Regions from separate parts of the Homo sapiens genome. Here region 2 is linked to region 1. Evidence: read pairs that join two places in POLR2A ChIA-PET (ENCODE). Cell type or tissue: GM12878. All regions are shown on one strand. Links, peaks and the distances in the headings refer to the core of each region. The heading gives the core; the rest is flanking DNA. Region 1 overlaps HIVEP2 (HIVEP zinc finger 2). Region 2 overlaps HIVEP2-DT (HIVEP2 divergent transcript).

Region 1 (12,741 bases), core at 1,690-9,689:
CATATGCCCTTTTTATGTGCATATGTTTGAAGCATGTTGAAAGTCTGCTGAAAAAATTAAAACAATTTTATTTTAAGGTTGGCACCTTAAATTAATTAATTAAATTCATTATTGGCACTTTAATTATTCTTTAGAACAGATGCAATTAGTTAACATTTTCTGGAGAACACATTTTTAAATCTTTTTAACTCACGATAGCATTTTTAGTCACACTCTCTGAGATGCCTTAGAGAATTAAGTTTGGAAATGTTCTGTACAATTTCTGTAATGTCTATTAAAATCAGATATGTTTGACCTTACACATTTTTATAATAATGTATAAAATATAAGAATGATTCTTGATAGCTTAATGATTTCTAAGTTTTATTTTCTAATATTATCAAAACCTTAATAAGAGATTTCTAAATTGAATAATATCAATATCATGGCAACAATGTGAGTGGTTAGCTGTGGTGGGAGGGCTCAGTGATTAACTGGAAAGGTCATTGGTTGAAACATCAGGAAACTGAGGTTCTTGCTCTGAATTTCATAGAATAGCTTGCAGAGCTTGGGCAAGCAACTCAACCCTTCACTGTTTCACCACTCAGCCTCGTGCTTTTGGGGGTATGTGATGTGTGTGTGTGTGTGTGTGTGTGTGTAATTGGACTTTAGTATGTGTCTGCAAAACCTCTAAAATTATTTCTCTATTTAAAACATGAAAATCAAGACCCCATAGAGATCTTTAAACAAATACTGATATGGATTACTGTGGGAGTCAGTCCCTTAATCCAGATGTCTAGGAAATATCCTTCCTCTAAGCTTCTAAGTGTGAAGGGCAGGCTCCATGGAAAATGTTCATTGTGCTCATGTAAATTGTTAGGAAGAAAAAAACTTGCTACAAGATTTGTCCAATAAGTTTAAGAAATGGATCATGAGCAAAAATGTGAAAAGGCACTTTCTGAATCTTCCTTCATTCTCTCTGGCCTCTGTGGCCATTCTTCCTCCTACTTGACCTGAATTTTAGTGTCGGGTAGGGAAATGCCTTCTACCAGCTCCAGAGGTGTGAACTATAAATGTATGGACTTTATTGGTTTCAAATTGCAGAACCACCCCTCCCTCACCCCTAAGATGTGTTATCACTCACTGGTATTCAGCTATGGTTTTGTAGCTGGCTGAGATGGGGCAGAAGATTTCCAAGTTGGTCAATTAAGGGTGTAACTGTTGCCTCCCTAGCCTCTGGGACTGGATCTGAGCCATTGTGTTACACGGCTACGAGGTATTAGGCATAAACTTTGTGAGATTCTGAAGAAGAGTGGAAGCAAAAAACCTGATGGAACTGCTTTGGTGACAGTCTTGAAGGAGAATTGGTTATAAGCCAAGCTTGATTTGGACCTTACGAACACACAGCTGGGGAGGGTCATTGCTGCCAGTATTTATGGGGCCTCTGGGGCAAGAGTTCAAATGGAGGCCCACAAAGATTCTTCATTTGGTCAGTGATAAAATCTTTATTTGCACAGAACATGAAGTTGCAGGGATTTCATCTGACCAGTTCACGTTGTGGATTTGACTAGAATAATTTTCTGGCTCATTTTTATTGTTTTGAACAGTAATTAAATCTTTATTAAATAAATAATTTCTAATGTCCTGTTAGTGAATTTTATATGGGTCATGCTTGACAAGTCTGCTTACTTTCATTATTTGCAGCTTTAAAATTTAAACAGACTGACTCTTTTCAGATTTTCTACTGCTTCTTAAAAATCTCTGCTTTTTAAGTTTTTGAACTCCAAAAAAGCAATTATATATACTAAGGTGTCAACATGTACTAATTCTCGGGACCTAAAGGATTTAAGCATGTAATGTAATTGTATTCAACATATACAAAATATTAGTATATTTTCATCATATATGTAAATTAGAATAAGTATAAAAATGTTTTAAATTAAGCTATTTAAAAAAAGGATTTTTCTTACAAAATATCCAAAATCACATGTTAAAACTGAAAGGTAAATAAATCTATATTAAAATGAATGAATAAAACATTTAAAATTCAAAATTATTTAAATGCTGCTGAAGCTTTTTAATATTTTTTTGAAATTGAATTAAATCCTCAGCTGTTTTTACAGAAGCAAAACTATTCACAAGTTTGTTTTTAGTGTCCATTTTAGTTGCTAATGTAAAGAATTGGCATCATGCTTCATACAGGTTACATCTTTACAAATTTAAGAATAAGAATTGTTTAATTGCGAAACACTCTTCAAGTGCCATGTGCAATTGTTCCAAATGCTGCTCTAATTATTAACGATTCTAGAACCACTGATCAGAGCACGAAGAGAAACCAGGAAAGGGATGCTTGGCATGGTTACACTTGTTATGCGAGAATCTGTTGCGTCCACACCATCTGAGAGAAATGACTCTTAAGTCTTTTCTTTTACCTAAGCATTAATGCTGCTTGAATCTTCTCTGCTTTGGAAATGATGTCTAACTCCACACTGCAATGTCACAATCCACGAACCTTCAGGGCATTCCAACTCAGTCACTCTTTGACTGGTGCAAAGAGATTGGGCAAGAGAAGCATTTCCCTCGGGGCTTAAACCGTTGTCGCGGGGTTTAGGGTTACAGGACATCTGGATGCCTATGATAAAGGTGCTGTGGATTTTTCAGTGAATTTATTTGTGCTTGTTTGTGATATGCAGGCTTTCTAAAGTGTGGGACCCATGACAAGGACCCCTCTTTCCTGGAAGTATGGACTCTGCTGTCTGTGGGGGCAACTGGGCATTAGGATTCTTACTGAGGGCGCCATCTGCAGAGGCGGCAGAGGGGTTCCTTCCTGAGGACGCTAGGGGGAGCTGGTGCAGGAAAGAAGCCATGGCAGATGGTGTTGTGACTGGCTGTCAGACTGCCTGTGGGCTCTTGTAAGTCTCCCTTGCTGGAATCCTAGATATACTTAGTTGGGACTTTTTAAGGGGACTGGAGGTCCTGTGTGAGCAGGTGGGGCTGGAACAGGAGCTGTGGTTAATTGGTGTTAATGTCACTTCTTATGTATTTGCCTGTAGGCTGGTAGGGCTTGATAGTGTTTGGGTAACTCATTTCCAAGTCAATAAGTGTTCCTTCCCTCACTTGGAGAGGGATGAGGAAAGACACTTCTATCCTGTAAATCTGTTTTTCTCCACACAGTTGGAAAGAATAGGAATTGCTTTATTTCTCTTTGTGAATCTTCTCTGTGGAGGGAGCCAGGGACACAATGCAATCATTGATCTGAGATAATGGAATTATAAAGGGATTTATTATTTACCTAGGCTGGGGCTCTTAACCACAAATGGACAGAATTCAGAAAATTTGGTTGAGAAAAAAACTGTTTCATTAATCTCTAACTGAAGTTTAGCACTTCCTTCATTATTCATGTAAGCAACAAATGACAGTAGTTTCAGCAGTGTCAGTGATGTTGTCACCAATAGAAATCACAGACAGTTTCATATCACATTACCATTGTGATTCATATCTCAAAGTGTCTTTATGATTATGACTACTCCGAATTATGGTGAATATTAGACCTGCACTATATCTTGTTTTTAATTATTAATAAAGAATTATGTATATTACTATCAACAAGTTTGCTTTGAAAGTTATTTTGAGATACCTATATTCATGGTAATTGGTTTCCTTTGTAATCCAGTGTAGTTTAAAACATTCTGCTAAGAATGAGCCCACAGGCTTCATCAGACTGCCAAGGAGGTCATGGCAGCCAAAAGACTCAAAAGGTCTGATGTAGACGAAATCCTGTGTTTTACTGCAGATTAAGGCTTTAGAGTGTGAGAGTTACTTAAGGTCATATGGTGGAGCCGGAATTAAAAGTAGCGTCTTTCCTGCACTGTGTGGCCTCCTGGCACCTCAACCCTGGTCTTAGTGCCAAGGGAATGAGTGCCTTTGGCTTCTTTGATGAGTACTTTGATTATGACGAAGTCCAAGCCAGCTTCTGTCTTTGTTTGCACTTTGCTGGTCTGTGGTGGCTTTCTCCCCACCCCTGCTTTCCAGGCCTGGAGGTGGTGGTGAGGTGTGGTCATCTCCAGCCATGCCTGCCTCTATGTCCCATGGCATCACAAGGCATGCTGTCCTGTGACAGCTAGGGGATAGTCAACAGAAACAATAGAATATTTAGCCTTGATTGCTTGACCTAGTTTTGGTGGTGGTGTTTCAAGCAATGTGAGTATTATCAGGGGAAATCTTTCAGCCAACCCAGTGGGCTTTGTTAAATTAATTTAGGAACTCGTGTCACATTATTTCCTCCTCACTATTAGGCTAATAGATACCTGAAATATCAACAGAAAAATATACAGTTAACAGCTAGCATTTAGAGTTCACTTCCTCGTGCCATTTTTAAATGCTGTATAATTCTGTTAACAATATTATTTGTATCCCCATTTTCTGGATGAAAAGACTGAGGCACGGAGAGGTTAGGTAACTTGCCTGAATATTTGTATGTCTGGCAAGTGGCAGAGATGGGACTGAAAGCAAGTATTCTGGCTCCATGGTCCATGATCTGGGCCACTATGCTACATGTCCAGTTATTACTTTAATGCTTTAAGCCATAGTTGTCCAATCTGTCTTTCTTTGGTTCGGGGTTAGACTACGAATGAGTGTATCTGGGATGAAGAGCCTTTGGATTTTTTTTTTTTTTAAATGTAGTCCTAGGAGGAACTCTTCCCAGTCTGCTGGAGCTGTCTCTGAAAGGTACTATGTCATTTGGTTCAAAGTCTGTTCGGCTTTAATCCCTTGCTTGTATATATTCAGGCAATATGGGGAAGGAAAAATATGTTCATACCCAAAAAGTTTAGTAATGCTGCAAAATGCTAGATTTGGATTGACTCTGGCTCCATTTCAAGGACATGACAGTGCCTTGATCTTTGCTTTTGAAGCCTTCTTGTCAGCAACATTGGCAAGTACACCTTTGAAAATTTATATCTGAATTCTTGTGTTTTGAAAAAAAAAATGTTTGTTAGTGTTTCTCTTCTTGAACACTGGTTGATGCTTTGCCAACTAGTTAAAAGTCTGCAAATCTGAGTGCTGGCTGAGAAGCTAAGCTTGCTATAACTAGTTATCCCCAGATGGCCAGATTCTGTTATGTACCACTTTTATAGATGCTCAGTGGTTGCCTACATGGGGTTATGAGGTGTACTGTTCCACTTGTTTTTGCCAGGCATGCACAGTACATTATTTGATAGGCTGGGACAGATGGTATAGCTCAAATGAAAATGATGAGGGAGAAAAGAAAGTGAAAAAAAAATAGAAAAAGGGCATTTGATTTTCTAATTCACATTTCGGAAGTGAATTTTAGCGTCTGTGATTGACTAATAAATGCAGTGTTGCTGTAAGACTTGAATTCATGAACGTCTGTTTAAACAGCTATAACTGAGTAATCAGCAGGAAGCAACCTTTTCCTTCGTGGATGCTGTCCCAAACTTCATGGGGTCTCCTCCAGATCTGAAAATGTTTGGGCCATTGAAAGACATCAAAAATAGATCTGGATATTTCAGAGTATGATATACCACCACCAATACCAACCAAAACAGAAAAATCCCAATTATATTTTTAAACTGGAAGAGAGGGAGGGGAGGTGGTGAGGATACAGAGAGAGAGAGAGAGAGAGAGAGAAGAGAGAGCGAGCCTGGTAAAGTAGTGGTGATAAGGACAATTAATCAGTCTTCGTACAGCTGCTTCCTGACATTTCTGCAAATTGTTGTGGAAAAATTAATGAAGGTTAGATCAGTAATAGTTTCAAGCTTGGCCAGTGGAAAGTATGACAATGTTTCCATCAGCAATTAAATCGGGCTGCTTTCTTTTTTCTATAGGGGAAGTGGTATGATGTATGTTCCCCACAGGAAATGGAAAACGGCAGCTGAACTGTGTGTGAGCCCAGGTATGGAGGAGCATTTGGGAGTGCTCCAGCCGCCTCTCCTTGATTAGCACCACAGATTTGCATTTTTCTGCTGAAAGGATTTTGCTATACAACACGCCGAAATCCTTCCTTTAACAGAGAGTGAGAATCTTGGGATTTTATTGCACGGACATGGATGTACTGTGGATCTAAGCTTTGGGAGCCAGAAAGTGGAACTTATGACAAACAGAAAGTGAAACTCACCTATCTAATTTTATTTTTCAAGCTGAAGGTAGTTCAGTACAGGCCCTGTTCACATCCTGTGTAACCCTATGGGATTTTCCCCAGTATTAGTTAAAAATTTTCCCATAGGGTCACACAGGATGTGAATTAAAGTAAACACTTAACAAGCATGATGAAAAGGAAATTAGCTTTCTAAATGGTCCTTTCACTGTTAACATCCTGAATAGTTATTAGAAACATGGGAAAGGGTCACTTCGGTGTCTCCTTATCAAGTTGTTACCTTATAGTAGAATATATGAATCTTCTTCCCTGTTATATATGAAATGGATTTCCTTGTATGTGAAACTTAAATTTACAAAAGTATTTTTCCTTTTGGAAAACATTAAAAAGCTTAGCAGAAGTTTGTAGATTCTTGCTTCATAGCCTTTTCTGGGGTAGAGGTTTATAAACCCCTTTAAGATTCATAAAAGCTCCTGACTCTTTTCCCCAGGAAAATGCACATAGACACAACATTTTGCAACATTTTTGAAGTTTTGCATATCTCTTACATAGACCTTGAACCCCAAGCATTTTTCTTTTTTTCCCCTTTTTTCTTTTTTTAAAATTTGAGACAGGGTCTCACTCTGTTGCCCAGCCTGAAGAGCAGTGGAGTGATCATAGCTCATTGCATCCTGGGCTCAAGCAACCCTCCTGCCTCAGCCTCCCAAGTGGCTGGGACTACAGGTGCACACCACCATGCCCAGCTAATTTTTTCCTTCCTTCCTTCCCTCCTTCCCGCCCTCCCTCCCTCTCTCCCTTCTTCCCTGCCTCCCTTCTTTCCCTCCCTCCCTCCCTCCTTTCCTTTCTTCTGTCCTTCCTTCCTGACAGGTTCTTGCTATATTTCCCTGGCTGATCTTGAACTCCTGGCTTTAAGCAGTCCTCCTGTCTCGGCTGCCCAAAGTGTTGGGATTACAGGCTTGACCCACCTTGCCTGGTTCCTGGGCATTTTTTAATGGACTGGGTTTTAAAAGCTTTTTTTTTCTTTTCTTTTTCTTTTCTTTTTCTTTCTTTCTTTCTTTCTTTCTTTCTTTCTTTCTTTCTTTCTTTCTTTCTTTCTTTTCTTTCTTTCTTTTCTTTCTTTCTTTCTTTCTTTCTTTCTTGTCTCTCTCTCTTTCTTTTTTTTTTTGACAGAGTTTTACTCTGTCCCCCAGGCTAGAATGCAGTTGTGCAATCTTGACTCACTGCATCCTCCACCTCCTGGGTTCAAGAGATTCCCAGGCCTCACCCACCCAAGTAGCTGGGATTACAGGCATATGCCACCACGCCTGGCTAATTTTTTGTGGAGACGAAGCTTCATAATGTTGCCCAGGCTAGTCTTGAACTCCTGACCTCAAGTGATCCACCCGCTTTGGCCTCCCAAAGTGCTGGGATTACAGGCGTGAGCCACCGTGCCCGGCTTTAAAAGCGTTGTATGGGCAGATAGAAACTTACAGCTACAACCATAAACTGTTAATCATTATAAGTAAATATTTCGTAAGAGGTAATTTTTAGGAAACTTTAAGTGCAATAAAGATTATTTCACTTTTCCACCTAAAGAAGGCTTCCTTGCCTTTAGAAGGGAGCTTGTACATTGGACAAAACATACAAAGCTGTGTTTGAAGCTGGCTGTGTGGCATTCTAGCAGGTGACTTTAGTTGTCCTGCCTCAGATTCACCATGTCTAAAATGGTGGCAACAATGAGGTAATTTGTCACCTGTGTCTGGCAAATAATACATGCTTCATACACATCCCTTCCTTCCTCCTTTGAGATTTAGTTTATTTTTATTTTACTTGTTTTTTTTTTTTTTGAGACAGAGTCTCACTCTGTTGACCAGGCTGGAGTGCAGTGGCGTGATCTTGGCTCACTGCAACCTCCGCCTCCCAGGTTCAAGTGATTCTCCTGCCTCAGCCTCCCGGGTAGCTGGGATTACAGGCATGTGCCACCAGGCCCAGCTAATTTTTGTATTTTTAGTAGAGATGTTGGCCAGGCTGGTCTTGAACTCCTGACCTCAGGCTATCCCCCTGCTTCAGCCTCCCAAAGCGTTGGGAATTGCAGGTGTGAGCCATCCTACCCAGCCAAGATCTACTTTAAGTGTCACTTTCTTGCGCATCATTTTACAATTCTTCAAGGCAGATTCTTATCTTCACTTCCTACTTGGTGTTCTTCCGTTGCCTTGTCAATTTCTTTACTCTTAAAAATTGTGCTGTCATTCATTATTTACATCTCAGAGTGTGAACTTTGAGGATCTTGTACTTATTAGTAATGTTATATTTATCTCCATGCAAGTTGTGTCCAGCATAGTACATAAGACACATGGGCATTTCCTGCTTATTAAATTAGTAATAATAGTCCAATGCTTATTTGAAATGAAATAACTTAGATTTGGCATTGTGATTGTCACTTCATGGTGTATATGTGACTGCTGGTCGTCTCCAAATGAGATCAAATGATCAGCATACAGCCAAAGTGAAATTTAGTGAGAGAACAGAGCCTAGAACTGAAAGTGTGTTTTTTCTAGCATTGGCTACAACCATAGAGTATTCTAAGCTGGAGCCACAGTATTTTAGCCAGAGCTTTCAGTCAGGTTAATTACCAAGTAATTTTTTAAGAAGGTACTATTACATTTCTAAAATATATAGACCTAATCTCTGAGACTCAGAGAAGAAAATTTGGGCCCTCCAACCTTAGTTTGTATTTTAGTCTTTAGAATCCAGGATCAAAGGATAGCTTGAAGAACATACCTATCTGCCTTATTTTGTATTGTTTCTTAAGTCCTCTCATGCCCTTGCTAATACAGTTCAAGTCGAGTTGAACAAAAGTGTGTCCTGTCCTCAAGGAGCTGTCATTCTTCAACACCCACTCCTCCCCACTTTGAGAGAGAGAGATAGCGTGTTTGTGTGTATATGTATATGTACACACACACACACACACACACACACCCTCTGGTGCTATTACAAACATTTTTATAGGGAACTTAAATAAAAATTCATATAGAACCAGAATCTATCTTAGTATTTGAACAACTCATTGGCAGTAAACTCAGTTCCTTCTGTACAGGATTAATGGTTTCCAAGCTGTAAATTATGATTTAGAGCCTTGTGCATTAAGATTGACTTTGAGCCAGGGGAGGCTTGGAAGAGGACAATGTATAGTTTGCTTTAGGAGGTCTTGGAGCACATTTGTGTGGGGAAAACAGCAGTGAGTTAGAGTGAAGAACGAGAAATGCCAGACGCAGGGGATGGTATCTGGTAGTCTATGTGTCCTGTTGTGCAGAGTGCTAGGAAATCCAAAGCGACTTCAGAAGTAGAACTGTGGATTCTTAGCGGTGCTAATAGTGTGAGTTGAGTGATGAGGAGGTGGTCGTAGTTGAAATAGGATAGGATAACAGAGCTCGTGACCATGAGAAGTAGACAAAGAGATGAATTAAGGAAATATAAGGAAGGAAAAAATATATTCTGGAAATGGGCTGAACTGGGGGCAAAGAACAGTAGGGTTGAAGATTTTGCTAAATAAATCATTGGCTGTGAACTCTTGGCTCTCGTGAGATGCATGACCATTCCCTTGCTCAGGCATTTCCACCTCCTGGAAAGCCTTGTCTTTGCCTGTCAGAATATTCAAGCCCTAATTTAACTTCTACCAGCTGCATAAATATTTGTTTCATGACATTAGCTCATAGCAATCTCTTTTTTACTGCACTCATGTACTACTATTATAAATGTAGTAGCACTTAATTGATGTTTAGAGCTATAATTTAAATTTTCACCTGCATGCTTTGTGTCTCCAATAAGGTTCCAAATTTGTATAGAATTGGGTAGTGTAAAAAAAAATCCTCTCTATTGTCCAATACAAAGTTATGTGTATAGCAAGAACTTGGTATGTTATCAAGAGTTTTAAAGGATATTGAGTTTCTATTATGTCCCCAAAACTTTACCAGATGGCACAAAAGAAGGGAATTATAAGACGCAGTTCTTATTCTTAAAGTACAGATAATCAAGTTGGATATTTTGTGCAGAAGACTAGCAATTTGTGATTCAAGAAAGACTCTTGTGGAGTCATCTAAATTATCTAGAATTAAACAAGACCATGCATGTGAAACGCTTAGCACAATGCCTGACAGATAATGAGTACTCCATAATCACTTAAGAGGATCACAGTTATCATTATTAATATTAATGTAATAAGTTGACTAGGCTTCCTGAGCCACCATGCCCAGCTTGAAATTCATAAAGATTAATCTATGTTAGAAATGTCAAGTTCTTTACCTTTTGTTTTAATGGAATCTGGTTTTAACATCTCAGTCTCCCTGGAATTATTCATGTAAAAGGCCTCAATGATCTATCAATTGGCAATTTCAGTAGACATTTAAAATTTTCTCATTTAATGTGACTTTTCTATTGTGTTTGAACTTTCTCCTCCTTGAAATATTCTACTCCCTTGGATTTCTTGACTCCAATTGCCCCTGGTTTCTCTGCTACTTGCCCGATTACTCCTCAGTCTCCATCATTGATTCTGTCCCCCAATCAGCCTTATTAAATGTTGCAGTGCGGTGTTCTGTCAGAGGGCTTTGCTGTAGTTTGAATGTGTCCCCCCCAAAGAGCAAGTATTGGAAACTTAATCCCCAGTGCAACAGTGTTGAGACCTAAGGAGAGGTGATTAGGCCACGCCTTCATGAATGGATTAATGCTGTTATTGAGAAAGTGGGTTTGTTATCTTGGGAGTGAGCTCCTTATAAAAGGATTAGTTAGCCCCCTTTGTCCCTCTCTTGTGCGGTCTCTTGTCTGTCTTTGCCCTTCCACCATGGGCTGTTGCAGCAAGAAGGCCATGGCTTGATCTTAGACTTCCTAGTTTCCAGAACCATGAGCAAAAAATTTCTGCTTGTTATAAATTACCCAGTCTGTGGTATTCTGTTATAGTAGAACAAAATGAACTAAGCAAGACTTTCTCATTTCCCTTGTTACTCCATATACTTTGCAAAGACTGAGTGTTTTATCTACTTTGATTTCTTTGACTACTATTCTGTAGTAGAAGCTCTAGTTTCCTACTTCTATACACTATATACTAGATATCTCTGCATAAATAGCCCAAAGAAACTTCAAATTAGACATGTTTACAATCATACTTTTCCCTCAAGACTTGTTTGTCCTACCTTCTTTCCATGCAAAGCCCCACTATCACTATAGACATCCAAGCTAGAACCTTGGACTCACCCTTCACTCCTTTCTCACCTTCTCATCACACTGACACATATAACCGATTCCCAAATTCTGTCAATTCTTCTTCTTAAATATCTCTGTAATCAGCCTCCTCCAACCCACCACCTCTGCCCAATTCAGTTCTTCATCATATCTCCCTGAACTATTGCAGTCAACTCTTGACTGATGTCCTTGCCCGAAGTCTCCACTCAACTCCCCACCATTCTCCACACTGGTTCCAAAGTTGTTTCTCTAAAAGACAAATCTAATCATGTCATTCCCAAACTTAGAAATTTTTGATGACTTCCCAGTGCTTTAGGGTATACATTAGTAATACCAACATTTATTTATTCCCAGAATATACCTGGTTTCTTTATGCTTTGGTGCATTTACAGTTGCTATTTCCTCTGCCTCTGATGTCACATTTCAATTTCTCTATTAGATGAACTTCTGCACATGTTTCAAGACATAAAAGATCATCTCCAGTATGAAGTTTTTCTTACTGTGTTCCCATATCCCTCTCACCAGCACACTTAGTCATCTCCTTGCTTCTGCTTGCTAGTGCTTTGTCCATATTTGACCATAGATCTGGTGTAAAATTATTTTTCACCTGTCTAGCTCTAGACCATAGACTCTGAGGGCTATGTCTTATTCATCATTATATTTGCAGTGACCAGCATGGATCTGCTAGAAAGTCAATAAAATGATAGAGGAAAGATTGTAAAGAGAAGCCAAATATATTAAAAAACATCTGAGGCCAGGCATGGTGGCTCATGCCTGTAATCCCAGCACTTTGGGAGGCTGAGGCAGAAGGATCCTTTGAGTCCAGGAGTCGAGACCAGCCCGGGCAATACAGTGAGACCTTGTCTCTACAAAAAAATAAAAAATTCTGGGGCATGTACCTATAGTCCCAGCTACTCAGGAGGCTGAGGTGGGAAGATTGCTTGAGTCCTTGAAAGTTGAGGCTGCAATGAGCCATAATTGTGCCACTGTACTCTAGCCTGGGTGACAGAGCAAGATCATGTCTCAAAAAAAAAAAAAAAAAAACTCTGAACTGATGATGGAGCATCCAGACATAATGTCTTATATCTTATACATGATTGAATTTAAATGATTTAATAATATACTATCTCTTACTACAATGAAGGGGCAAATTTAAGGAAAATCAATTAAATATGTATGTCATCCATGTATATATGTTAATAAAATCATAAGTGTGAATGATTTTCAGAATCCAGAAGATTCAACCACAGATAACAGAGAGACATAGGTGAAACAAAAGATAGTCAGAAACTAGATCAGAAAAACAAAGAATATAACCCTTTAAGTGAAATTAGCCCTCATAACAATTTTGATTGCATTAATATAATTCTGACTATAGTAACTGAAAAATAATAACCTGCCTATGGGTTTTCATTATTGATGTATATTTGGCT
Region 2 (12,741 bases), core at 2,347-10,346, 130 kb before region 1:
TAAGGACATTAATCTCATTCAGGAGGGGTCCACCCTCATGCGTAAATGAGGCTCAAACTTTCCTTACCTATTTGTAACATTTCCTCCAAAATATTAGAAAACCAGAGATGTACTGAGTTTATCCTTACAAGAAAGTTATAGATAAAGCATTGCATATAATCCTATATTCAATTTTTAACTTCAACTGAGTAATACCTATATCCAGTGGGGCAGAGGTTATAAGAAGTCTAGATTATATAAACCCTATTAAAAATTAAGAGTCTACCAGACCAATAACCCAAGGGGTAAATCTATGTATTTGGTCCCTGGAGAGAATTTAGATTGTGATCCAGATGTATCTGTACTGCTCCTACCATAACCAAATTTTGCTTTGTACTATACCACCAGGCTGTTTGCCCCCATTCCATTTCAGTGCACATACATTTGTTGAGCTCCTACTTTTGGTCAGGTGTGGAGAGAAAAAGACCTTTACTTCCCAAAGGTCTCACCCCCAGATAGTGCTACCATCACATTGGGGATTAGATTATAATCTATGAATGTTAGAGAATACCAACATTCAGTCCATAACACTTACCAAGAAAACTGATCTCACAATCTGCACCACTCTGTCTGGCAATGGCTTTGACACCTTCATCTGTGTTATTGGATATTGTTCTATGTATGTTCATTCTGTCCTACATACCATATTGTCAGGTTTTTGAAAGCAATAAGATTCATCTTCCCTTTTTACTAGGAATCTAACACAATGTGGAAAAAATAAAGAACTGTCAGAATCATATTACTTCACTGAGTTAAAACTCTAGGCTTATGTATCATTCTCAGCTTCATTCTCGAATTATTTTCACTGAAAATAAAAGGTGTTAAAATTATTGCCAGTTTGTAAAAGGAGTGAAATAATTTAAAACAGATGGAAACATTCTTGGTAAGTATAGGAATTGCATCCTTCAGGATTGAGATCCAAAATAAAAACAACTTCGATCATGACAATTTTTTTGCTGCACAAACTAAGAAAATGAGTCTGCCTTGAACCAGAGGAAACTTCTACAGAGCTGGAGCTATATCTCCATGGTTCATTCGGTTCTTAGCCTTCTCTCTGGGCCTGCCAATCAAGACACTTCGGAGAGTGCTTTGCTGGCATATGCAAGCCCCAACTACTTGAAATGAGGCAGATATCGCCAGGGCATTTCAGAGGCCAGACACCAGATGGTAATAATACATTTCAACTATTAGAAGTTTGGATCAGAAAGCTAAAGGTGGAAGTCTTATCTCATTTGTCAAATGATGTAATTCATTATTAAATCAGGACATACCAGTTAACAACTGAAGAATAATTTTGGTTGCTATTTATAATGCACTCACCAGTTCATTTGGCTTGGGTAGCTTATTTAATTGTGTGTTACATTTTACATTTGTTAAATACTTAGGAGGACTAGGAAATGACCCACACAAATCCCAGTTCTGAGTAAATCAAAACTTTTCTTCCTGTGCCAACTCAACATTAACATGTTTCAGTTACATGAAGAAATTACGCATTATTTAAAATACTTGAAAGAGGAGACTACAGGAAACTCTCTAGGTAAATGTAGTGAGCTTTGACAACATGTGTGGGCTTTGGGGGCTGTACGTTTTTAGAATGAAAGTGAACACATATCCAGCTCACAAAAAGAGAGAATGGCCATAAATAAATCAATTAATTGCTTTTTTTTTTTTTTTTTGAGGAGGGTGACAGGGTCTTGCTCTATAGCCCAGGCTGGAGTGCAGTGTCACCATCACAGCTCACTGCAGCCTTGACCTCCTGGGCTCAAGCAATCCTCTCACCTCAGCCTCCCAAGTAGCTGGGACCACAGGCTTATGACACCATGCCTCACTAATTTTTTTATTTTATATACAGATAGTATCTCACTATGTTGCCCAGGCTGGTTTTGAACTCTTGGCCTCAAACAATCCTCCCATCTTGGCCTTCCAAACTGCAGGGATTACAGGCATGAGCCACCACTCCCGGGCCAATTAATTTCTTAAGATACTGATAACAAAAGAAAAAAAATTAGCAGCCTAGGGTATCTACACTGGGAAATCTTAACATAATTCTTACTAAGAAGCAAATGAGCTTAGGCTTTTCTAAAAAAAAATTAATTTTTGTGAGTACATAGTAGGTACCCCATATCTATGGAGTACATGAGATTTATTTATTTATTTATTTATTTATTTTTTAAGATGGAGTCTCACTCTGCCAGGCTGGAGTGCAGTGGCACGATCTCAGCTCACTGCAATCTCTGCCTCCCGGGTTCAAGTGATTCTCCTGCCTCAGCCTCCCGAGTAGCTGGGACTACAGGTGCGTGCCACCATGCCCTGCTAATTTTTGTATTTTTAGAGATGGGGTTTCACCTTGTTGGCCAGGCTGGTCTGATACGGACATACAATGTGTAATAATCATATCATGTAAAAAGAATTTAGTCTTGAAGAACCTTTAAAGAATAAAATCTTGGTAGCTCTGGCATTGACTCAGAAAATAAGAGAATGTAATCAATCTGATACTGAATGTTTTATGGCTGCCATACTATCTGCAAATAGGGTCATTATCATCTTCATCATTAGCAGCATCATCACAGCTAATACATATTAAGCACTTCCAATGTGGCAGGCACTGTTCTAAGAATTTTCTACCTGTCTTAATTCATTTTATCCTCTCAAAAATTCTGTGAGGTAGGTACTCTTATGCCCATTATAAAGATAAGAAAACTGAGGCCATATAAGTTGCAAGAATTATAGAATATTGAAGTTGGAACGAAACTTAGGGCTCACCTTGTTCAACTCCCAATTTATGGATGAGGAAACAGGTACAGAGATGAATGCATTGCTCAGAGTCACATAAGAAGTTAGTGCCTGACCATGAATATTTAGATAAACAAGCAGCATATATTAAATGCTTAATGTATAACATTTAACCCTGACAGTAACACTATGAAACAAATACTATTGTCTCAATTTTGTAGAAAAATGAAGCTCTTAGAGATGTTAAGGGATTGGCCAAATCACTGTCAGGTAAATGAGGGTGTTGGGTTTTGATCTCTGGCCTGTCACTAGACATCATGACAGTATCAGCAGACTGTCTCTCGAAGGCATAGGACTGTCTCCTCTCTGTTGATTTTGCACTGCACGGGACGGCCTCCTACTTACGCTGTAAACAGCTGCATTTTAGTCTTTAGCCTTGTTAGATCTCATGTCAGAGGAAGCAGTTCATGGAACCCTGGAATAATTAAGAAAAAAGCCGAAATGAGTGGCAGCCCCTTTGCTAAGTTCTGAAACACCAAAACAATAAGAGGCCTTCAATTTGTTCTATGTAATCAAATCTGGATGACAATGGAAAAACTCAACCAAATACCTTTATGCTTTCAGATATCCTGATATTTATAATCATGCAAATGTTCTTCATTTCTGCTTTCACTCAGGAATTTTAGGGGCATTTTGCAAACATTGCTACTATATTTGTATAAATACAATAAACCTAGTGATGTAATCTCTTGTTGGAAACTTAAATGCAATTGTCTTGATGTTTTTTCTTCTTCAAATTTTGCCCAGGCCATGACATTTAATATTTCTCATTATACGTATATTATCGTTTTTTAAAAATAGCATCATGGTTTCATTTAACGAAGGGTGAATTTTAAAGATGCCAATTGGTTATTTGTTTTTAGCATATCTTTAAGTTTATATATACTTGGATCAATATATTATACTGCTAGAAATGTCTTTTAAAATGACAAGTGCACATGATATTTACTAGAGAGAAGATATGTATATGTATCTGTATATACACCTTAAGATTTCACATAATTACTAATTTTTAAAGTTACATACATCTAGCACTTGATGCTCTAACTAAGCCACTCAGCTAAATATCACATTTTCTGTGTAAAACAGAAAATTTGAAAAACTAGATTTTCAAGAGCAAAGTAAATTTGGGAGTTGCTTCATTAACATGGAGACGTGATTTAAACTTGTAACTATCCACTAATAAGAGAAAGGTACCCTTTATAGATATTCAGAAGGCTATTATTTTTACTCATCTACTCTGATAATACAATGGATGTTCTAAGACAAGCTGGGGGTGGTAACCAAGGGCTTCATTTATCTGAAATTAGAAGTGCCCATAATGGGTTGGCAGAGCTGTGGGCAGCATTGTGTGTTTCCCAGCTCTCTCTAATTAACCATAGAAAAATGTGAGGAATAGCACCCAAATTATCTAAATTCTCTTTAGGATTTGCTACCTTAAAAACTATTTTCCTTTTGTTACATTCAATATGTATAATTAGGCTTTCAGAAAGTCCTCTGTTTGGAATTCTTTCCTTGCCGACCTGCCACCCAATTGCAAGTTACATCCAGCAGCCATTACTTATGTACTGAAGGTTGTTTCTGAGAAAAGTTTTTTCAATTAATTAATAGAACACATAAGATATACGTATCTTTAAATCCCCAATGTCTACCCCTTCCTCAAAACTCATCTAGCCCACAAAGGCATCTTCCTCTGGTTCATTCTGATTGCCTTTCTTACATTATCTCTTAGGACTTTCTCCTCCGCAGTCCCCACCTTCCATGTCCAGCCACACTGGCCTTTCAGTTCCTCATGGCACAGAGCTTCTCCTTGGCTTAGGGCTTTTGCACTTTCAGTTCTCTCTTTCTGGGGCTCTTTTTCCCTGCTTTTCCTCAGTCAGTTCTCAGCCCAAATGTCAACCCTGCAGATACCTCTACCCTCATCCAATATTACCCTACCTACCTATTTATTGCCTAACAATTACCTTGTTTTATTCTTGCCATTTTTCATGATTTGAAACTGTCTTCTTGGTAAATTTGTTTTCTATCAGTTTCCCAACCAGAATGTGAGGCCCATAGAACCTAAAGGCCTCATCTGCCTTGATCACTCCTATATCTCTAGTCATCAAACTTGGTCTAGCATATGGTTACTTGAAACATTATTTTAAAAATCAATACATACATACATGCATGCATGCATATATACAAACATATCTTTGCTCAAAAACCAACCTTCTAACTAACTTAGAAGTTAGAACACAGATTATCTCAGGGGTACCCTGTGGGAAGGGGTACAAGGGAGCCTTCTGTAATCTTAAAAATATTCTCCATCTTTTTCAGAGTAATGGTTACACTCACACAAATATATGCCAAAATTAACATAATTGTACACTTATGATTTGTTTATATTGGGTACCTACATTTTTAAAAATGCCTTTTTGTCAATTCATCAAGGGCTGATTTACACACATGACGTTTGGTGAGCTTTGTACCAGTGGTGCTTGGGTCAGGCATCCTTAAGCGCCTGGCAAAAATCTGATTGTTGGAAAATAATCATTGCCTTGAAGGACAGATGTAATAACAACAGAACAGGTTGCCTCCCCAAGGCTACATTTTTTTTTAAACACAGGTCTGTTTTGAAATATGCCCCCACCCGTGTCATTATTTAAGATGTTATTTAGCAAAGGGAGTCTCACACATTTCAGTGGCAGTGTCGTGGCCTACACACAGAGCCCAGGAAAAGATAAGAAGGCAGGAGTAAAATATTAACTTAAAAACTCAGAATATTTATTCAACACAATACATCATTGGCACAGCCTCTGCTAGTTGAGGATCCCACAGTAGAGTGCAGGAGAAATGATTATAAAACAATGATAGATAAAATTATAGGGCACTAGAGGGACCTGGAGCATATCAGTTTGCCAGAACAGAAGGTATTGACATATTCATCTACATATACAAGAATGTCAATGGGAAATGACATACTGAGTAAGTAGTTCCTTTATAAAAAATCTTTTTAAAAAAGATACAAAACAAATAATTAACTTCCTAATACATTATACTCACCAGAATCACTGGGAGCAGACTCATCTATATAAGGGGACTTTTCAAGTGGCTGAATATTTTGAGTACAAAGTATTTTAAAATGAGTTTAATTTTCTCCTGTGCAAATCTTTCTAAACAGATCATGGATTTCTTCTTCCTCTTACACAAGGTGTATTGCTATGACACACTAGTCTCTCTGTTGTTTGGGTTTATGAAGCACATGGATGACTGAGTGGGATTATTTCAGCGATGACTCTGTTGTTACCCCAGTAACAGCTAAGTAAACCCACCCTGCTTCGCATCTGCATAATTTTGTTATCTTCTTGTTTGCTGAGAGCAGCCTCCTCTGGATCAGAAATAATATCCTCTACTTGCTCATTTTCTCTTCGATGCTTCCAACTTGCTACCTTATTTTACATATAATTTCTAGGTCAGGGCCTGAATCACTGCACAAACTTAGTGACAACTATTTTACTTTTTTTGTTTTACTACCCTAAACTCAAGGTTCAAACCTATATAAAAGAGGGTCAGATCTACCAGATATCACATCAATAGATAAATTGGGAGTGGGTCAAGTCACTGTTCTCAGGAATTCTAAAAGTTCAAGGACTTAGGTACTAATCAAGAAAAATACATTTTTCCCAAAGTGTTTTATGGCTGACAATGAGAAACAACGCTTCTCCTTTCGGACCATATAGTATGCCAAATTTATATAGCCTATGTTTAAACCAAAATCACTATTCTCTGAAACCCCCTACTATACCTTGCCCATGTACTCTCATTTCTTTAACATTGGAAATTTATGTTTTACCCTAAGAAACCACTGCAAGAGCTTGGGAGGAATTTGGACTTTGATAAGCTCTCTCTGCTATTTTTCTTTTTCATGCCTCCCTCTCTTCTTTTCCCCTTCTCTGTCCCTGCTAGATTGTTAGGAGTTTCTATTTCAGAATCTTATGATTGAAAGGGAATCCCCTAGTTGCTTGAATGAGGAAGTGGAGGCTAAGAGAGGGGACCCAGGTCTCCCGCTAGCTCAGAGTCAGGACTAGCACCTGCACTCTGGGCTGACAGAGCCACCCAGCTTCTGCCTAAAAAGCCTGGATCATCATGCCCCACTCCACAGGCCCTGAGCACAGGCATCCTCTGTGTCCAAAGACAGTGGCTTTTGCGTTTGCCTTTCCCTTCATCGTTTCACACCTTTCCCCTTCAATTTGTATCCTATTCCTAGTTGCCCTAGTGTGCCCATGTCAGTCTGGTCCAAGCTTTGGATCTCTCTGTCTCACTCCCCCTCCAGACCTTCCTATATTATCTCCATTCTATGCTTTGTCAAGATAAATCAGTTTGATCACTAAGCTAGCTGTCACTCTGTAAGGCAATCTAATAAATTAATCTTTCATAAGAAGTTAATGACTGATTAAGAGCTTAGGATAAGAAGAGCCTACCACTTGTAGTTAGCTTGTACGGGAAGATTTCTACAGAGGCAGAGCCTTAACCCCAAGCAGTGACTGTTAAGTGGAGGAATTTCAGTTCTAACCAATTTTGGAGTTGGGGGAGGGTGATGGAAGAAAGTAGGATGGGGGATGATGTTAATGTGGTGCTCTTAAATTGCTAACATTGTATCATAAGCCTACATTTCCCTGTATCTAAGGTGGCAGTTCAGGCATTGGTAATCCTGGACAGTCTTACTGGCTGCTCCTGTATCTGATATTTGTTCATCTTTAAGAAGGTTATCTGTGAGACATCAGTGAGCTTCCTCAGAATAAAGGCCTGACTGGGCATTCCTTGAGCATTCTCTAGAATATAACAAGCATTTCACAGCAGATTGGACTGAAGAAACATGCAGTATCCTTCCATAAACTATGGGCAGGGTTGGTCCTAAGCTAAGCTAGAAAACCATCAAAGTTTGCTTGCATCTTGCTCATCCCCACAGCTGACCTCTCCCTCCCCTCGCGCCCTCTATGCATTCGTATATTCCGTGCCCACCATTCCCTCCTTCCCCTGCACCCTTCTCATCCCCAGGGCTGGATCATTCATGGGATCATTTCTTTCCTGACATATTTTTTGTACAGAAGAAATCTGGTTAAAATAAGAGCCACATGAATATCTTTAAAGGAGAAAAAGAGACCAACTTGTCATAAAGGATCACGTGAAATTTGAAGAATGTGACAAACAGGGAAGAAGGGAGTTCTCAGCCAGCCAGCCCCCATTCAATCTGAGGGACAAAGTGAGCTAGAAATTGTATGTAAAGGGATGCTTCTCAGACTTTAATGAGAATAGAAGTCATCGGGGATCTTATTCACATGGAGTTTCCCAGGCCCTAATTTTGAGGATTTTGATTTTATAAATCTAGGGGGTAGCCCAGGCTTTTAATTGAGCATTGCAAGAGATATTGCTACAAGTGGTCTTTGGAATATATTCCGAGCAACTCTGGAATACAGGGTGACATTTGGTTAGTTGGATGTCTGCATGCTCTGTGTGCCTTGTAAAACCCATGAGGGTAAGCACTTTATCCTTCAATCCTAACAGATGTCATCTTGAATCACAGTATGGCTCTGGCTGATCGGTCCTTCATTACCACTATCACCCTCCACTCCTGAGCCAAAGGATGTATAGTGGGATCAAAAGACTTGTCTACATTAGAATGATTGGATTTGTATCCTATTGACGATTCAACAGACATGCAGATTTTCCCTCCAAATTCTTTTCTTCAACTAATTTTTGGGGACCTATGTATTCTTAACATCACATGAATCATGACACTGCTTAATTTTCCTCCATATACTAATTAAAGCAGATAAGTAGGAAGCAAGAGATCCATCAGAAAGGCAGTTCTAAGTCATTACTCTTTATTAAGACCTAAGGCTATATTCTATTTATTCATCAGAATCCCATAGCAGGTAACCCCTTTAATGTCTTATTTATAGTACCATAAATTTATCTGAGAGAGTGGCATGCCAGTTAATTCATTTTGCACAATTTTATGGGGGGACTTTATTACAATGATTTATATAGAATTTATAGGAAATTAGGCACATCATCTTGACTAAATCCCTAGTTATAAAAAATAGGGAAACCTAAGCCAAAAGACTTAAGGGATATAGTGGATACTTTCCGCCCCCTGGTCTGCAAGACTCCTTTCTTTTGGGAACAGCTTTTTTTTTTTTTTTTTTCCCCATGAGGACCTTCTCCTCTTCAGGTCTAGTCATGACCAAATCAGATCACTCCACCCAAGACCTGCAAGTGGTTCAGGTGCAATGACATGACTAAGGCTGCCTGAGCTATCTGGAAAGAAGGTCTTTTCCTGCTGTGTTGCTTATCTAGGAAGAAGATAATCTGGGAATGCTGCCACCAACCTGCAGAATGTTTGCCTGAAGGGCAAAGTGAAGCAGAGAGATAAGAACAGAGATGGAGAAGGCCTTACCGGGTAATAATATTTGAGCCTCAGGATCTCACTATGTTGAAAGTTAGTCCTTGAGTGATGGTTATGTGAATCAATGAAATCCATTTTTCCTTAAAGTCATTTGAGTTGCAGATTTAACAGAGAGAGTCTTGATTAGTAAGATGGACATGGCTGGTTCTGGAAACTTCATGTACAGTGTCTCCTGGTACCCAGTTCTCCTGCCTGGATATATCAGGTCCCATGCTCTGTGGCAGGAGGTCTTGTGCTTTAGAATACATAAGTAACAATTGCTTTACATGTTAAAAATGCAGAGTCCTGGGCCCACAAAGATTCAGATTCCATGGGGCTGAGTGATAAAGGCCCAAAATTTGCCTTTTATGAAGCTTTTCTGGAATTCTTACGGTGACCTGAGAGGCCTTCTGTTCACTGGCTGTCTCATTTTATTCTAGCCACACCATTCCCATTGATGTCTATAAAAATTCCAGGTATTGGAGCTGTATCTTGGCTGTTCCCTCCATGTGAAAAGCTCTGTCCTCCAGATATCTCCAGGTATTTCCTTCAAACCATGGCAGAAATCTCCCTTTTCAACAAGTCTTACTCTGATGTTCCTATTTAATACAGCATCAGGACAACCCTCACCCCACCTATATCCTTTACCCTATTTTATGTTTTTCCCCCAAACATTTTACCTTTCAAAGTCCTATATAATTTATTACTTACATTTATTGTCTATCCCATTCTTCCTCCAAATCCTCTCCTCCCGCTGGAATGCAAGCTCCAAGAAAGCAGGGAACTTTGATTTGTTCACTGATGTATCTTAAGAATCTTCAGCACATAGCCGGCATTCAATAAATATTTTTGAATGAAAATTTCAGTTCGAAATGATTTTCTGACAATACTCTGAAAAATGCCATATAACCATGAAGCCATTAATTATTTTATTTTCTTAATGTCTCAAAATGCAGATTACCAAATTTTCTTTCCCTTTGAAACTGAGAAGTGATAAGAAGGATGCATGATGAAAAGAAAGTTCCTACTTCCTTGCTGATGCTCCATATGGGTGCCAGGCTGGGGCAGCTGTGCCCCACCCAGCCTCACTTCCCATAGAGTTTCTTAGAGCTGCATGCCCAGTTTTCTACCAGTACTAGTTTTGTCTTCGGGGGCTTTCTGGGAAGAGTTTTCTGATTACTCTATTGCCCTTACATGCAAGCAACTGGACATTGACTAAATATGGATAGCATGTTTGGTATATAGACATAAAATATGGGTTATAAAGGAGATTCACTTAGAGAAGAAAAGCCATGCAGCCTTTTGGAGAGAAACCCCCAATCAATAGGCCATTGGGACTGAACACAGGAATAATCAATCACAATAGACAATGCTTTCTGAGTCCTATGTAGGTCAGGCTCTGGAGTGGCTGGTGCTGATTTGCTCCAGATCTGCAGTGGCTCCCCCTCCACTCGGGAGGCTGAGGTGGGAGGATTGCTTGAGCCTGAAAGGGAGAGGCTGCAGTGAGCCAAGATCATGCCACTGCACTCCAGCCTGGGTGATGGAGCAAGAACCTGTCACCAGAAAAAAAAAAAAAAAAAAAAAAAGGATTCTTCCCAGCAGAGAGGATGTCACCTAGTTACACATATTCATAATATTTTTACTTTACTTCAACTCAACGCAGGCTATCTTCTTTCCATCCTCATGACTCTGAAACAAAGTAATTATTTAAAATTTGTCAAATTGTGACTAAAACTCTTTTCAGGGATCCTCTTTGAAGGTGGGATCAAATCATCAAAATAGATGTATATCTGCCTGGTTTTCCTTAAAAAATATTTTAACTAACTACCGGAGTATCTTAATATTCCCATTATTCTCTTTAATCTAGTCTTTTAAAGAGGTATTTAAGGTTTCAACTAACATTCATTCTAGTGAAGCAAAACGCTGCCTGCTACTTGCCTTTGCTTAGTTTCTGGGAGCTTGGGCAGCTGCTGTTGTGCTTGTTGAAGGGAAATTGGATTCTTAAAGAAACTGCTTAATCTTCTCTATTAAGCAATTAAATAAAACGCTCTCTGGGAGTATGTAGCAGGTGGGTTTGAAAGTGAAAAAAATTTCAAAAATCACATTTTGTGTGTTAAATGGATGTTTAAAATGCAACTGCATACATTGAAAAGAAAATGATGATTGGGACAGTTTTTTAAATTAAAGGCTTCAAGTTAAGTTTAAAAAGGTTGGATATTAAAGAACCTATACAATGAAAGAAGAAGTTGCTTAAGTGGAAGTAGGCCCTGAATTTAAATGAGATCAACCTAAGAGAAGGACAAAGTGAAACTTAGGCCAAATTGTTCAGATTTTTCTCCTCTGAGAAAAAAATCGGTTAAAAAATGTATCACCGCTTTATTTTGCTGAGTTGCCCTTCACGGCACCGTCGCCATTGCATAGGGACCTCAAAAATACACTGATTGTGGGTCAGAATGAAAAACAAAACAAAACAAAACAAAAACGAAACCAGCAGCGCTATTCTCGCAGGCATTAAGGGGCTGCCCTTCCTTTGTAATGCACTCATTTTTAATGAAAAGAGAAGGGGATATTTTATATGTCCTCACATTTGGTCCCTTTCCGCGAAATTTGAAACTGGAGACACAAAACATTCCGCAGTTGCTGGTGAAATACCTGCTTTAAAAGCAGAACCACAGTTATTGTCTTTGGCCCGGAATTCCAGAGACTCATTTCCACCCCTCCCACGGAGTCACCTGCTCAGGGGGAACCCCGGCCAGAAAGCCGGGTCGCGCCAGGTCAAATCTTGCGCGTCTCTTGTTTACTCCGCCCCGGGCAGGGCGGCGGCGCGGCCAGGGGGTGGGGAGGACCGCTGGGGCCCGCGGCGTCCTGGGCGCTCGGCTCTGCTCCGCAGGGTGCGGGGGCTGGGGCGCCCGCGAGGTGCTGCGCGCGGTCCCCGCTGGGGGGGAGACCACCCGGAGGAGGCGCTCCGGGACCCGGCCCCCCTCCCCAGCAGTCACTCGTCGCGCTCGGGCACCGTGGCACCCTAGGAACCTCCCCCGAGGGTGCACACCAGTCCACATAGGCAGGGTAACGGCCCGAGAGAGCCCCGGTGTCCCCCGGGTGTCGCCCGGCCGGGGAGGAAGCCCAGAGCTTCGGCTCCCACTCGCCTGGGATTCCCCCGCCTCCCGGCCCCGCTCTCCCAGGGTTGGTTGTGATTTCAACTCCGGTCCCTTCCGTGGAGAGGGAAGCGCACAGGCTGAAGGTGGCAGCTCGCCCCGAGGTTCCAGCGCGGCCCACCAGGAAACCGGCAGCTGCTCTTCGCGCCGCTGCCCACACCTATTTGAATCCCCTGGCGAGGGCGGGCCGCGGTCCCCGAACTGGGGGTGCCGGGGGCACCCTGGTGAGTGACCTCAGGGAAGGTAATCCGGGCGTTTCGAGCACGTGAATAGTTCGCGCGCCCGCAGGGGCACGGAAAGTGCTAGTAAAACCCTACAAAGCTC

What was found. Peaks named below come from ENCODE experiments on the same cell type or tissue, not always from the same donor. Only the 100,000 strongest peaks of a DNase experiment are listed, where the experiment ranks them.
Region 2: POLR2A ChIA-PET joins it to region 1 with 10 read pairs; 6 of 35 experiments call an interaction of 5 or more read pairs at or near these places.

Annotation. Positions count from the first base shown.
Region 1 is chr6:142,813,185-142,825,925 of GRCh38, reverse strand. All of the region lies in intron 2 of HIVEP2 (HIVEP zinc finger 2), which reads left to right. Among named protein-coding and RNA genes, the nearest start is that of HIVEP2, 130 kb to the left of the region's middle. RefSeq lists an enhancer at 5,751-6,220. In GM12878, for the core only: a CTCF peak has its summit at 2,788 (motif pointing right); DNase peaks (open chromatin) are centred at 3,417, 5,229, 5,855 and 6,025; H3K4me3 peaks cover 1,426 bases; H3K27ac peaks cover 4,492 bases.
Region 2 is chr6:142,946,925-142,959,665 of GRCh38, reverse strand. HIVEP2-DT (HIVEP2 divergent transcript) reads right to left here. Exons shown (of 3, transcript XR_001744397.3): 1 at 9,974-12,741; 2 at 9,275-9,518; 3 at 1-3,247. Among named protein-coding and RNA genes, the nearest start is that of HIVEP2-DT, 6.8 kb to the right of the region's middle. RefSeq lists an enhancer at 11,911-11,960 and a silencer at 12,001-12,410. In GM12878, for the core only: a CTCF peak has its summit at 6,952; no DNase peak of the experiment used is centred there.